Regions from separate parts of the Homo sapiens genome. Here region 2 is linked to region 1. Evidence: chromatin contacts called from ENCODE Hi-C or POLR2A ChIA-PET data. All regions are on one chromosome and are shown on one strand. Each heading gives the region's core, a stretch centred on a gene start or an enhancer-like site at or near the end of the contact. The rest is flanking DNA. Distances are from core to core; before and after follow the strand shown. Region 1 holds the start of PEX19 (peroxisomal biogenesis factor 19). Region 2 holds the start of DUSP23 (dual specificity phosphatase 23).

Region 1 (7,327 bases), core at 433-2,932:
CCCATAGGGGCCTGCCCAACCTCTGCTCAGGGCTGCATGCCCATCCCCTCCCCATCCCTTAAGGGGGTGGAATTTATACTTTGGCAGTGTCTCCTGGCGATCTCTTCTGGGGCCCCGAAGCATCAGGGGCCGTGGTGGTAGAAGGGGGTGCTGGGGAGGGTTTGGCTTTATCGAAATCATCAAGAGCACCTTCAGAGACAAGAGACATGGTGTGTGTGTTGGCGACAGATGAGAATGCAAGCAAGGCTGGGTGGTTTCTGGGCAAAGCATTAGGAATATGATTTTTCAAATTGCCAACTTTCCTCAATTTTCCTCCTTGAGTCCCCCACCTCCCCAGACCACCCTCAATGAGCCTCCTACTTCCTTCTGGATTACCTAATTTATTGTGAGCAAAGGCAAAGAAATCCCTTAAGGTGGAACAAATGTCCATCTCAGAGCTGGGAGGAGAGGATTAAAAAGTTCTGCAGAGACATCTCCATCTATAGTGTCTCCCTTGCCACACCCTAACGATTCCCTAGAAATCCCATACAAATACCCAACAGTAGTAGAGAACACAGATGTCCTCATCCCTCTGAACTCACTCTGGAGCTCTAAAAGGAATAACTTGGTGAGAAAGCACAGGACATCCCACCCAGCTTCCTGTTGGTACTGGTACCAGCACAGACTGAGGGACTACATACCAGACTCCATGGTACGGCATTAAACTATCTTCTCTTATTCTCCAGTTTAGTGCTCCCCAACAACCTTCTAGAGCTCCCTTTGGCCTGATCTCTGCAGATAACCGTACACTAATTTACACAGTCACTTGGCACTCCTCAGGGTTTCTGTTCATTTTTCTGCCTGCCCACATCTCCGTGATTGAGCAAGCGATTACAAATTCACCTCTGCCCTGAAAAGCCTGTGTCCTCACCACCATTCTGTTCGCCAGGCCTAGGGAGAGAGCACTGGCCCTACTCTGGGCAGGAAGTCAACAGGGGAGTGGAGAGTAATGCTAAGAAAACATCCCCCGTCTTTCAGGAGGGTGAACTGCTTTCCCCTGAAATCGCCACATCCTCAGTTTCTCAAAATAAGGGAAAGGAGTCCGCTTGAGCTACTGACAAGATGAAAGAACTGTTAAGGGGCCTAACGAGAGAAAGAGAAAAGGACTAGGAGGAGAAAAGTGTCTTTCGTGTTAAGGAAGACAGGACGAGGCACACAAGGACCGGCCACGAGCTTGCTAGGAGTTAATGTAAGCAATCAGTGAGTGCGTAGTTCGCTACCCAGCAAGAACCAAATGCTGCTGCTGCTGCTACTGCTGCTGAAGTCGAACTTTAAGAACTCAGTAACCTAAAGAGGAGTTTGAAGAGGTATCATGAAACGCCGTCCTGCGGAAACATCCACCATCCGGACCACTGAGGGACCCCAGGTGAGCTCCCCAGCTCCAGTCGCCGGGGTGGGGCAGGATGACCCAGAGATTTTTGGGGGGCTCGGGGGTCAGACTCTCCGCCCCCATTTAACCTTTGGAGAGCCTCTCCTGCCCGTCCCTAATATCTCAGGTTCACTTAACCCCCAGAATGGGTCCTCACACGTGCCCTCTTCGGGCCTTTCCCACTATGGGCTCTTACTTTCCAGAAGCTCCTCCAATTCCCTGTCCGCTTCGGCCCCGACACTACAGCCTTCCTCAGCGGCGGCCATCTTGCTACCTCCGACTTGCCGTAGGAGGCGGGACCTCCTCGGTGCCGACACGCCCTCCACCCCTTCGCTCCCGCCCTCTTCTGCCTCGGGTAACCAATGGTATTGTTGACCAGTGCGGAACCGCCATTTTTAAAGGGCCAGGAAGCTTTGAGTGTTTGTGTTTTGGGTATTTTTCCCTTTTCTCCTGTGAAACAGAATTAGGGATAAGATAGGGTTATTTTCTGTCTGGTTTTAGAGGCCCGGACTCCTTTCTTTCAACTTCCCAAATTACCTGGCGAAGCTCTTTCATTATTTTTTCCTGAGCTGTGAGTAGGCCAGATTGAGACAAACTGCCTACAAATAACCAGAATCTAAACATATATAATTGATATGACAATTATGGCACATAACATACTACTTTCTCTCACTTCATTTTTTTTTTTTTATTTTTTTTTGAGAAGGAATCTTGCTCTGTCGCCTACGCTGGAATGCAGTGGCGCCATCTCGGCTCACTGCAGCCTTGGCCTCCCGGGTTCAAGCGATTCTTCCTGCCTCAGCCTCCCGTGTAGCTGGGATGACAGGCGCGCGACACCACGTCCGACTAATTTTTGTAGAGACGGGGTTTTAACATGTTGGCCAGGCTGGTTGGCCAGGCTGGTCTCGAACTCCGGACCTCAGCTGATCCGCCCACCTCGGCCTCCCGAAGTGCTGGGATTACAGGCGTGAGCCACTGCGCCCGGCTTCACTTCATTGTTTCCCTCAAATATTATCTTTTCTGAAACGCTTTCCTTGGCCATTCCCGTTCCTTTTCTTCCTAACACTGAACAGTATCTGACATACTATCTACCGTACTTTTTTATTCTCCGCTCCCCACCCTGCAGAATTTAAACACCATGAACGCAAAGATTTTCGTCTGTTGTCTTCACTGCTGTAAAGCCCAACTCCCAGGCTAGGGTTTAAAACTTAGTAGGCATTCATTGGCCACTCTTTGCTCTCGCAGTCCCTAATCAGGCACATCTGTCTGCCCAATCTAGTGGCATCTCTCATTTCCTATTATCTATTAGAACTGTTTGATTAAAGGACACAGGGCCGGCCAGGAACTTAGAACTCCATGTTATTAAGAGAGCCTCTGGTACCTTGGACTGAGCAGGGCAATTCGAATGCAGTAGTAATAGACTTACTTTCCCTGAACAATCTCCTTTTCTCCACACAGAACCCAACCTCCAACTGAGTGAACACGGGGAATGCTCAGATAGAGGTAACTCTAGACGTCCCTTTCCTCCTTTGGAATTGTTCTATTCAGATGTCAGAATGTAGCAACTGTTTCACATACAAATCTGTTTTCGCACTTAGAGAGCACCTATTATTAAGGTCTTGTTCTGGGCACAGTGAGGACAGAGAGATAAATCAGGACCACCCCCTGCTGTAAGGTAGCTAAGTGGGGGTGAGCCGGAGGTATGATGAGATATACACACAGTATGATACAAGGTAAGAATTTTAAATGAAAAAAAATCCTGTGTTAAGTCACCTCATCACTTTCATTCTTAGCTTCCTAAACACACATTTGAGTACTGCATCAAGCACCAGATCAAGCACTTACTATGTCCTTCACAGATAGGGCACAGACTTGTAAAATCATATCTGCAAAACCTGTTTTCTTCCAACCACAAGTAGTGTGTTTTGGGATCAAAATATTATGAACTGTGAGTTAGAAAGCCTAAATTCCAGCCCCAATTCTGCCACTAATCACTTTTGAAGTCCTTTACAATTCTAAACTTCTGTAATCAAATCCTTTCCTGATAAACCTGTTTTCCAACACCTGCAACATAATTTATTCCAGACTTTCTCATTCAAACTGCTTACACGTGTATCTCCAATATGGCTATAGTTGTAACAAGCACGTCAAAAAAAGAAAACTTGTCTATCAACAGGCATCTCTATTGGTTTTATTTTTTGAGACAGAGTTTCACTGTTGCCCAGGCTGGAGTGCAGTGGTGCAATTTTGGCTCACTGCAGCCTCCACCTCCCGGGTTCAAGTGATTCTCCTGTCTCAGCCACCTGAGTAGCTGGGTCTGCAGGCTCGCGCCACCATGCCCAACTAATTTTTGTATTTTTAGTAGAGACAGTGTTTCACCATATTGGCCAGGCTGGTCTTTAACTCCTGACCTCAAGTGATATGCCCACCTTGGCCTCCCAAAGTACTGGGATTATAGATGTGAGCCACTACACTTGGTCAATTGGCTTTAAACTAATGTAATATAAGCATGTTAATTAAAAGATAATAGATGATAATTAAAATGGAGTCAAAAACAAGCATGATTCTTTCTTTGCATTATTTCTTAAACTTCTTTCTGCTTTTCTATTTTTACTCCTAATATTCCTAACATCTCATCTCAGTATTTACTGACCTACTGACTGCTCCTTCTGCCCTTCTAATGTATAGCGAATACTGTTGAATAACAGTATTTTATAACGCTTTCATATCACTCTGTTCCTTAAGGATTTAATGGTTCTCCACAGTTTATCGAACAAATTCTAATTCTTGCCTGGGAGTCACAATTATTTCACATCTTGTATTTTTAGTAGAGACAGGGTTTCACCATGTTAGCCAGGATGGTCTCGATCTCCTGACCTCGTGTTCCGCCTGCCTTGGCCTCCCAAAGTGCTGGGATTACAGGCGTGAGCCACCACGCCCGGCCTTTTTTTTTTTTTAAGACAAAGTCTTGCTCTTGTCCCCTAGGCTGGAGTGCAATGGTGTGATCTCAGTTCACTGCAACCTCCGCCTCCCGGGTTCAAGCAATTCTCCTGCCTCAGCCTCCTGAGTAGCTGGGATTACAGGTGCCTGCCACCCTACCCAGCTAATTTTTGTATTTTTCGTAGAAACAGGGTTTCACCGTGTTGGCCAGGCTGTTCTCGAACTCCTGACCTCAGGTGATCTGCCTGCCTTGGCCTCCCAAAGTGGTGGGATTACAGGCGTGAGCCACCACTCCCGGCTAATATGTACATTTTTTTTTTTTTTGAGACGAAGTCTCGCTCTTGTACCCCAGGGTGGAGTGCAATGGCACAATCTCATTAGTAGTATGTACTCTGTTGAGAAGGCAGCCTTAGTTTAGGGATGCTGTTTAAAAAAGCAACTCTTAAGATAAAGCTAAAAAATACAACGTATAGTATGAAGAGAAGTAAAAAACAAAGTGAAGCTCCCTAATATATTGATACGAGAAAATACCAAAAATGTTAAATGAAAAAACAAAGGTACAAAATTGTTAAATAGTGTGGTTTCATTTGTGTATAAAAGGAGATAGAGAATGGCATAGTGATATCAGCATGTGCATGTATATGTGTGTGTGTGTATATATATATATATATAAAATTTCTGGAAGGATGTAAGAAAGCTGGTAACAGTGGTTACCTGTTTAGGGGAAGGTGATAGGAACTGGGTGGCTGATGAAAGGGTGGAAAGATTTGTCACAGAATAGCTTTTTATATTTACTGATTTTTCAACTATATGCATTTATTATTTATTGAAAACATGAATTTAACACGCAAAAAAGTACTTATTTTAATCGAAGGCACAGTAATGTCACTCTACCCAATTATTCTTAGCATATGACAAGCAAAATATTGTATTGTTAATGTAATCATTGTATCATTGTAATATATATAAAGTACTATTCTTTTATCTGTATATTACATGTAAAATATCTAGAACAGTGACAGTCACATGGCAGGTGCTCAATAAATATTGCTATAATTAGCAAAAGATAAAAGGCTGCAATCAAAAACAGAATAAGGGAGCTACTTGCTTTCTATCATTTTCACAGCAGTTTAGGTCCTCATATATACCCTATGAAAAACATGTGCTTCTTTTTTTCTTTCTTTTTTTTTGAGATGGAGTCTCACTCTGTCGCCCAGGCTGGAGTGCGGTGGCGCGATCTCAGCTTACTGCAACCTCCGCCTCCCGGGTTCAAGCAATCCTCTGCCTCAGCCTCCAGAGTAGCTGGGATTACAGGCACCCACCACCATGCCCGGCTAGCTTTTTTTTTTTTTTTCCAATAGTGGATGTTTATTTTGTAATTAAAAATTATTACTGGAAGGAAGATATGTACTTTGGTGGGGTGCCTGCATGGGTGAACAAGAACATGAGAGTGTCCAAGAAATAAATGGCCAAGTCAAGAAGCTCTCATAGAGATTTATTTAGTGTGAGAAATATGAGAACAATAGTTGTAAAGAACAAATCAATAACCCGCAGTGTGCATTTTGGAAAACCAAATAACTTCTTCAAATTTCTGAGTACACAGAGGGTACCTGCCTTGAAATTTAAATGTCTAAGGAAAATGGGAGATGATTAAGAGTTGGTGTGGCCTAGTCACACCAAAATGTATTTATTACATCCTGCTCCTTTCTAGTTGACAGGAAAGAAAGCTGCTGTGGGGAAAGGAGGGATAAATACTGAAGGGATTTACTAAACAAATGTCCATCACAGAGTTTTCCTTTTTTTTTTTTTTGAGACAGAGTCTTGCTCTGTCACCCAGGCTGGAATGAAGTGGTATGATCTCAGTTGAATGCAACCTCCACCTCCTAGGTTCAAGCGATTCTCATGCCTCAGCCTCCTGAGCAGCTGGGACTATAGGCGCATGCTACCATGCCAGGCTAATTTTTATATTTTTATTAGAGACGGGGTGTTGCCATGTTGGCCAGGCAGGTCTCGAACTCCTGGCCTCAGATGATCTGCCCACCGTAGCCTCCCAAAGTGCTGGGATTACAGGTATGAGCCACTCCACCCAGCCCAGAGTTTTCATTTGTTCCTTAAAATAATTAAGCTGGAAAGGCAAGGACAATTATGAGCACAACTGTAGTCAAGTTGAGAAGACCTCAAAAAAGTCAAGTTTAGACCTTCGGATTTTCCATAGAAGAGAAAAAGATACTAGGTTTTAGGGTACAGAGAGCCAGATCTGAAGAGTAGCTGCAGGGGGAAGGTGCTGTTAGAAGGAGGATATAGACACATTCTCTGGGGGGAACATATGGTGACTGACCCATGCACACAAAGGGGGCCTTAGCGAAACTGCAGAGGACTGATCCTTAAACCAATCACATCTTTGCCAATCTCTGTCACCTGTGGAAAAACAAACAAAGGAACAAGTTAGAGATTTGTAAGATTGAGAACCCTAGAAAATGTATTCCCTATACCCCTCAATGGGCACAGTAGACAGGTATTGGGGTGTTCATCACTGACTGGCCAAGAGCAGTGGGGAGATGCTCTAGCTTTCTCCAGTGTCACTGCCTCAGGGAGCAGGGGACAAGCACAAGAAGAAAAAAAGGACCACCATGTTTCTTTCTTTTTCCCCTTCGCTCAATATCCTAGATATATTTATTGAGGACAGTACTTACTGTGGTGACCCTGCAGATTTGACCTTTGAACTCAGGGGAATAGCAGGCCCCACTGAGTGGACACTTTTCTACTGGCTTTCCACGGTAGATGGGCCGATATGATGCAGCACAAATGTCAAAGGGGTTGTGCATGTCATAATTGAGCTGGTAGGCATCTGTGGGATTCTTCTCACAGGCAGACAGGATTTTTCGGGTCTAGGGGAAGGAAGGAGTATTTAGGAGGACAGAAGGCTGCAGACAACACCTCAAAGGATCCCAACACCATGGTTTGGTAGTTCCGTTGATG
Region 2 (7,256 bases), core at 1,610-4,109, 500 kb before region 1:
TTGTTCTCCAGGAACACGGCCCCTCCAAAGCACTCAAATACACAAGCCATCACACACATGCACACTACAAGAGCAGTGCTCTATAAAGAACAAGCTTTATTTGTCCCATTTCACAAAAATAGTAATTAGACATAGCCAAGATCATACTGACACAGCCATTCTTTATTTAAAAGCACAGTCAAGTAAAAAATACACTTCAAAGAGATACTACCCAATACTCAACACAGTCCTCAAACTTGTGCATTTAAAAAGAATTACAAATACACATTGCCACATGGTCCGACAGACTCACATTCACTCCTAGAAATGTACCTTCACGGTCTTGCCAATGCATTCTTCTTATTAATTTCCCATTCATTTGTTTACTTAACATTTTGAGCCCTGTGGCTCAGGCTCCATATTAGATGTGTGGAATTCAAAAACGGAACAACGCATTCTTGCCTCCTCTGCAAACAAGTATCCTCAATCCAATGACATTACTATACTGAGAAGACATATTTATACAAGGTGAGATGGGAGAAAAAAAAAAAGCCTAAATCTTCCTGAGGGTCAGGTAACTCTGTACAGAGGAGAGAATAAAAGAAGGTCAGTATCATGTATGTGGGCAGACAAGAAGGTGGTTAGTTGCAGAAGTCCTGTTAATTGCAGAAGTCTGAGCCAGGAAACCATCAGAGAGGGTTTTTCCTTACAGTTTGAGGCCCCTTGGGCCCAAGACAAAACATCATATGGCACCCTTGACATATGGCACCCTTGACAAAGCTTAAGGCAGGGACCCTGGGCCCTTTCCACTCTGGGTCTGCTGGAAGGGAAGGGCAGAGCTTCCTAAAAAGGGAGCCAACTGGCCTCTCCACATGGAGGCCCTAATGGTTTGATGGATGCACTGCTAGCCCTGCAGAAACCCACAAGAGGGAGAGAATCATTGGTAGGGGACTCAGGGAAGAGGAAGATCTCGGTCTCCCAAAAAAATTTTCTCTTTCTGGAGAATATGGGCTTCGAGCTGGATATCAAGGAGGCAAAGAAGGAGCACATAGGAGGGTAGGGAGTGAAGTGGAAACTTCCCTGGTGAGTAGGGGAAGCAAAGAAAGGAGAACAAGGCAAAGGGACTAAGAAAAGATTAACTTACAAGAACAAATGCTAGAGTCTTGTCTCCAGAGGTAGTGCAACCAGAAATCCTGAAGAGCAGTTGAATTGAGAAGAGAAGTGGGAGGTCAGGGGGTTGGGGGAAGAGGTGACTGGTGGCTGAGAGGCCATGGCTGGGAAAGAGAGAAAGGAATAAACTGGGGAGGGCTGGTAACCTTGATAGGAATTTATGTAGGAAATGAGAGTGCAAACAGGAAGGGCTTAATGAGGGCTGTGATTGTCTGGAAGGAGAAAAAGGGGAGATTTGGCACCTCCTGGAACCTGGGGAAAGTAATTGTCTGGGTAAATGGTAAGTGTATTTCCCACAGGGTCAGAGCAGGCTTTGATCTTTAGGAGAAGACAAATTGCTTTCCATCTTGCTGAAGCCAAAGGCTTAAATGGTCAGACGTGTGTCATAGGTGGGTGCAAAGGGAAGGAAATATAATACATCCTCATGGCCAAGTGCCCTGGGCTTGGATCACTGTGTCCTTGGCCAAGTTAACCAACTTCTTTAAGCTTCCAATGATTCATGTACAAAAAAAGATACAAAAATACCTTTCACATGTGGTTCTTCCAGAAAGCGCTTGGCACAGGGCCTGGTACATAAACAAATTCAATAAGGGTTAACTATTTTCATAATTACAGTTAGTCTGCATCGCTAGAAGCACATTATTCAAATGAGGATATGGACTGGTCAGATGACAGTGGAAACGGTGTTCAGATCTAGGGGCCCCCACCTAGTAAGAACAACACTAATCAACTCTAGCCTGCCCAGGGGACAGTGACCCAGAGAACTAGGAAACCTTGAAAAATGAAGAAATATGAAATACTAATAAAAATTAAGAAAACCCACAAGCGTTTAACCCAGATAATATTTGGGGACATGAGGGGGTTATGTGAAGAGAAAACAATGTTCCATTTAACTTTAGGAAATGGCGATATTATTAAAGATTTTGGAGGCATTAGTCATCATCCTTTGGTCAAGTTTATTAACCTCTCCAGTGCCTCTGTTTTTTCATCCATAAAATGGGATTCACTAGATCACCTATCTTATAAGATTACTGTGGCAATTAAATGAGTCAGTATGTGCTAAGTGCTTAGAAGACTATCTAGCACATAATAAATGCTCAATAAGTCCTGAGGAGCAACTGGATTGACAGGAGAAGTTGGTGCTGGTTATTATTATTACTATAATTATTACCCTGGGTAAGTTTTTAATAGTTCCAGCAATGAAAAAATGAGAATAGCCTCCTTGCAGCAGTAATTCCCTCTTACTGGAACAGTTCAAAAAGTCGCTGATAACGACCAGTCAATCATTAGAGAGGAGACTCCTCGTCCTGGGAGAAAGCCGATTTGTCATCTCTTAAACCCCAGGGCATCCAGCGTGAAGGAGGTAGAACTAGGCCGGCCCGCGAGGAGGCAGGGGCAGGCGCCAGTGACGCAATGACTGCAACATGCCGCCAGGGTGCAGCAGAGCCCGACCCCGGGTTGTTCCATCCGCAGCAAACAATTCCTAACTCGCTCCAGGTCTTCCTTCTTAGCTGAGTGGGTTGAACCCCGTGGAAGTAACCCCCCGCCCATTATGATGATCCAGCCAATCACCGCGTGATCTGCTCGGACGGGGCGGGATCGCGGCGCTTCCCTCGGTCGCTCAGAGACTGGGTTCCGCGTTCCAGCCCCGCCCCAGGTTCTGGGCCAATCCCCGCGGCTGGGCAGAGCGACCCGAGGGCGGCGCCCTGCAGACCACGTGGCCCGGGAGGCGCCGAGGCCAGGTAGGTGGTGAGTTACTTGGCTCGGAGCGGGCGAGGGGACGCGTGGGCGGAGCGGGGCTGGCCAGCCTCGGCCCCCATGACCCGCTGTCCTGTGCCCTTTCCCAGCGATGGGCGTGCAGCCCCCCAACTTCTCCTGGGTGCTTCCGGGCCGGCTGGCGGGACTGGCGCTGCCGCGGCTCCCCGCCCACTACCAGTTCCTGTTGGACCTGGGCGTGCGGCACCTGGTGTCCCTGACGGAGCGCGGGCCCCCTCACAGCGACAGCTGCCCCGGCCTCACCCTGCACCGCCTGCGCATCCCCGACTTCTGCCCGCCGGCCCCCGACCAGATCGACCGCTTCGTGCAGATCGTGGACGAGGCCAACGCACGGGGAGAGGTCAGCGGGCGGGGTCAGCGCAGGGAGGGAGGGGCCTGGAAGGTCAGCGGGGGACACGGGCGGAGCTGGGGAGACCGGGCCTGGGATAACTTAACTGGGCTCGGGGAGGCAGACAGTAGGGCCGGGAGACTGGGAAGCCAGTGCGGGGGAGGGAAGCGCTAAACGGAAGGAACTAAAGAGAGGGCGAAGCAGTGCGAACTGGGCTTGAGGAGAGGCAGTGAAAACCAGCTAATACTGTGAGTTGTGAAGGAGAAGGGTGTGGACAGACACCTGGGAGAGGTGGGGGTTGAAGTCAGGTGGAGGCTGTTTACCATTTTCTAGAGTAAAGCTGTCCAAATATAATGGAACCTAAGTGGCTCCATGTAATGTTAATTTTTCTAGCAACGGCATTCTTAAAAAGCAGGGAAGCAGATAAAATTAACTTTGGTGATCTTAATGAGATATTTTCATTCTTTTTTCTACTACCTCTTCATACCCTGTTGCGTTTTTCACACTACATCTCAGTTTGGACTAGCCACATTTCGAGTACAGTAGCCACAGTAGCCGTGGCTACTGTCTTCTGTATTGAACACCACAGGTGGAGGGCTGTGTAGAGGTGGACAGCTCTTGAACCAGCCAGTGCAGAGGCCTCCTAGCCACCTAGTGCAGGGACAGCCCTCCCTGACTTTGCTGCAGAGCCCTGGACCTGGCACAGAAGAAGGAGCTGTGGGGAGAACCAAGTGAGGGGCAGGAAACAGTTGTGGGTGGGGGAGTTGAGTGGCACCCATCGAGCCCCCTCTTCGTAGGCTGTGGGAGTGCACTGTGCTCTGGGCTTTGGCCGCACTGGCACCATGCTGGCCTGTTACCTGGTGAAGGAGCGGGGCTTGGCTGCAGGAGATGCCATTGCTGAAATCCGACGACTACGACCCGGCTCCATCGAGACCTATGAGCAGGAGAAAGCAGTCTTCCAGTTCTACCAGCGAACGAAATAAGGGGCCTTAGTACCCTTCTACCAGGCCCTCACTCCCCTTCCCCATGTTGTCGATGGGGCCAGAGATGAAGGGAAGTGGACTAAAGTATTAAACCCTCTAGCTCCCATTGGCTGAAGACACTGAAGTAGCCCACCCCTGCAGGCAGGTCCTGATTGAAGGGGAGGCTTGTACTGCTTTGTTGAATAAATGAGTTTTACGAACCAGGGCACGTTGCATGGTACTTTATAAAGCATTCCCACACATTAACTTACTTCAGCCTCACTGTAGCCCTGTGATACAGGAAAGACAGATGGGCCATCTCTGTTCTTTGGATGAGGTGGGCAAAGCTCAGAGAGGCCCATCTTCAACACTTCTAGAAAGTGGAAGGATGGGCCAGAACAGCAACACACGTCTTCAATCCCTTGAAGATGCTGAAATGCTATGTATCTGTTCCCTGACAATATTTGATGTGTTTTCTGGGGGAGCTAGTCAATGAAAAGGATTCAGGTCCAGAATAGCCTGGCCTCCTGGCATTCCCAGGTCTCTGATGCTCACAGGCCAGGAGGCCCCTCCGTGTAGGCCCACCTGCTGCACACGTGTCACCCTTGTTTATCTGGGGGTAGAGACAGCCTGGATGTCACACTCACAGATAACCACCATCTCCACCTCCACAGGGCTGGTCACCTCTTACCAACCTCAGGTGCTGCTCAGCTCATCTGGGCTCTCTGGCTCATTCTGCTGCCCCACAACCTCAGGCCAAAGGACCTGAGAACAGAGCCAATCTAGGCAGTTATGCAGAGCAGATATTTAACAATTAAATGAAGAGTTCCAGGGCTCTAAATCTTGGCCATGTTTCTCAGATGTTATCTCCAGTTATCCCCTATTGGACCCCATTCTGCCCCCTTGTTGGGCCCTGTTTTGCCAGCACCACTACACTTTTGACTTATGAGAAATGGGAAGAATGGCATATATCCGCCCAATGGACTCTTTACTGTAGGTCTGCCTGTGGTCTTTTCTGCAATAGCAGGCTGAATAAGATAGAAATTCACCATAAAATATGTGAGTTCCTGTACGTACCTGTATGAGTTCTGTTAGATCTGGAGGCCGCACAGTGGAATGAGACATAATTCCTGCTCTCAGGAGCTCAGCCTGCTGGAGAAGATGGGCACAGATAGAGTCCACCACAGACAATGGATGCTATTGTAGACATGCATTCCAGTTCCAGTGGAGACATAGAAGAGTGGGGAGTCAAGGGTTCCCCTGTAGATCTCATCTTTTGTATCATAGACCAGAGACAGGCCTAGCCAACTGGTCCTCCTTTCTGCTGCTTTCCCCCTTCCACCACTAACCACCCAGTTCATCCCTGTCCAACTCAACCTTAAACAAGAGATATCAGCTGAAGTCTTGCCAATCTAAGGCCATAAGATGCCCTCTCCCCAGTTTAACTTTATTTGTCAAATCTGAGTGATCAGTTCCTTCAAGCTTAGTCTCCACCTAGCCTACTCAAGTGAGGATGTCTCCCAAAGAGAAGAAACCCACACATTCCAGGCATTCCAGCTGCAACAGAGGAATGAGAATGCAAATAGAGGATGCACTGAAACCCTTACCCTCCTGTCACCAAAAGTTCTGTCTACCCTGCTCTCCCCCATCCACCCCTCCCCCAATAGTATGGCCCCATTCTGTTTCTGATGCAAACCAGAACATCTTCCAAAGGGGTGTGTGTGTATTTTCATGTGAAGGGAGTAGGGCATGAAGGGTGTGAATGGGCCACTTCCTGAACCTCTCCCCTCCAGTCGGAGGGCTTACCAGGATGGAGAGAGAGAGAGAGAGGTGTGAGGCATGAAGCTTCCCCAAGTTCGTGTCTCCACTCTGATCCTCACCTGCTAGGCCATACAACCAATCCTTGCCCTTTCTGCCTCTGTTCCTGTGTCACTCCATCCTCCCCACATCTCTGCACTGTGGAAGAGGAATATGCCCTTCCCTTCCTCCCAAGGCTCCTGCAAGGGAAACAAAATTTTGCTAACCCCATTAAAGCCCTGTGTACTGCCTCCATCCCCATAATTTAAGCAAGTCTCCTCTGCCTCAAGAGTTCCTTAGGGAAATACACGTATAATTAAGTGCTTAAGGAAACTGCTTTTTAAATAATAAGAGTTGGCTTGAAATGAAAAACTCTGCCCTTATCCTTCCATCTACCTGGTGGGTTAGCCTGTGGCTTCCTTTGGGCTCGTTTCCACTCCCAGTTGTTTTTGTCTTCTCACCAAGCCCTCTTATGTCTATGGCTACCAATAAGGGGTAACAGACGAGCCATGTCCCTTCCCTTTCTACGCTGAGATAGATGATCTGTGCCACCATCTAAAAAGAACATTCGCCTCAAACCAGGATATCTCAACGATTGGCGTTTGAAAGTGGGTGATTCTTTGTTGTTGGGGCTGTCTGTGCATTGTTGGATCTTTAGCAGTTTGCCCGGCCTCTATTCACTAGATGCCAGTAGGATACCCCTCCTCCCCCCAGTTGTGACAACAAAAATGTCTCTAGACATTGCCAAATGTTCCCTGGGGGAGCAAAATCAGCCTCAGCTGAGAACTGCATGAGACCAACAAGCACTGGATGCAGTCATTGGCTTTCATTTCCTCTGGGAGTGGAGGTGGGAACATACTTGGTAATGTCTCCTGTGGATGCACACATCTTAATGGGACAGAAAGGACCAACTCAAACCTCCTACCTTTTCAAGCAATGTCTGGTAGCCATCCCTGGTCCGTCAGCCTTTTTCCTGGCTGGTTTCCCAAGACAGTGATAGACACCGCTAACTTTCCATATTCAGGAGACTTTGATTCTCAATGAGCTGCTGATGGGCACAGCTGCAGTAACATCTACTCCCACCCCCATTTTTTTTTACGTTTAATTCATGTTTATTCTCTGGTACGTGATCAGAGTTCTCTGGTGAACGGAGGCTTCTCTATCTGGAAAACATTCCTTCATATCATTGGGGCTCTGCAGTAGTCACCTCTTGGGTTCCCCTTTCAGAAAATTATCCAGTTGCA

What was found. A loop is a pair of places that touch in the nucleus more often than their neighbours do. ChIA-PET counts read pairs that join two places held with the same protein, here RNA polymerase II (POLR2A). Pooled maps may share reads with other maps.
Region 2: a loop to region 1 is called in a map of ascending aorta, with 5 times the contacts of the local background. The contact joins the promoter of DUSP23 here to the promoter of PEX19 in region 1. A Hi-C loop is called at or near these places in 1 of 168 maps with a recorded cell type or tissue (ascending aorta) and 7 of 50 pooled maps. POLR2A ChIA-PET finds 5 or more read pairs at or near these places in 1 of 52 experiments (MCF 10A).

Annotation. Positions count from the first base shown.
Region 1 is chr1:160,283,451-160,290,777 of GRCh38, forward strand. PEX19 (peroxisomal biogenesis factor 19) reads right to left here and starts at 1,683. Exons shown (of 8, transcript NM_002857.4): 1 at 1,605-1,683; 2 at 80-189. The coding sequence starts at 1,674. It overlaps LOC107985219 (a long non-coding RNA gene), which reads left to right and starts at 915. Exons shown (of 3, transcript XR_001738265.2): 1 at 915-1,405; 2 at 2,867-2,911. COPA (coat protein complex I subunit alpha) reads right to left here. Exons shown (of 33, transcript NM_004371.4): 32 at 7,042-7,236; 33 at 5,144-6,766. The coding sequence ends at 6,707.
Region 2 is chr1:159,778,103-159,785,358 of GRCh38, forward strand. DUSP23 (dual specificity phosphatase 23) reads left to right here and starts at 2,860. Exons shown (of 2, transcript NM_001319658.2): 1 at 2,860-3,265; 2 at 4,051-4,441. The coding sequence starts at 2,999. The coding sequence ends at 4,236. It overlaps LOC101928264 (a long non-coding RNA gene), which reads right to left and starts at 1,279. Exons shown (of 3, transcript XR_922193.3): 1 at 1,124-1,279; 2 at 313-559. RefSeq lists a silencer at 2,795-3,184 and an enhancer at 3,176-3,752.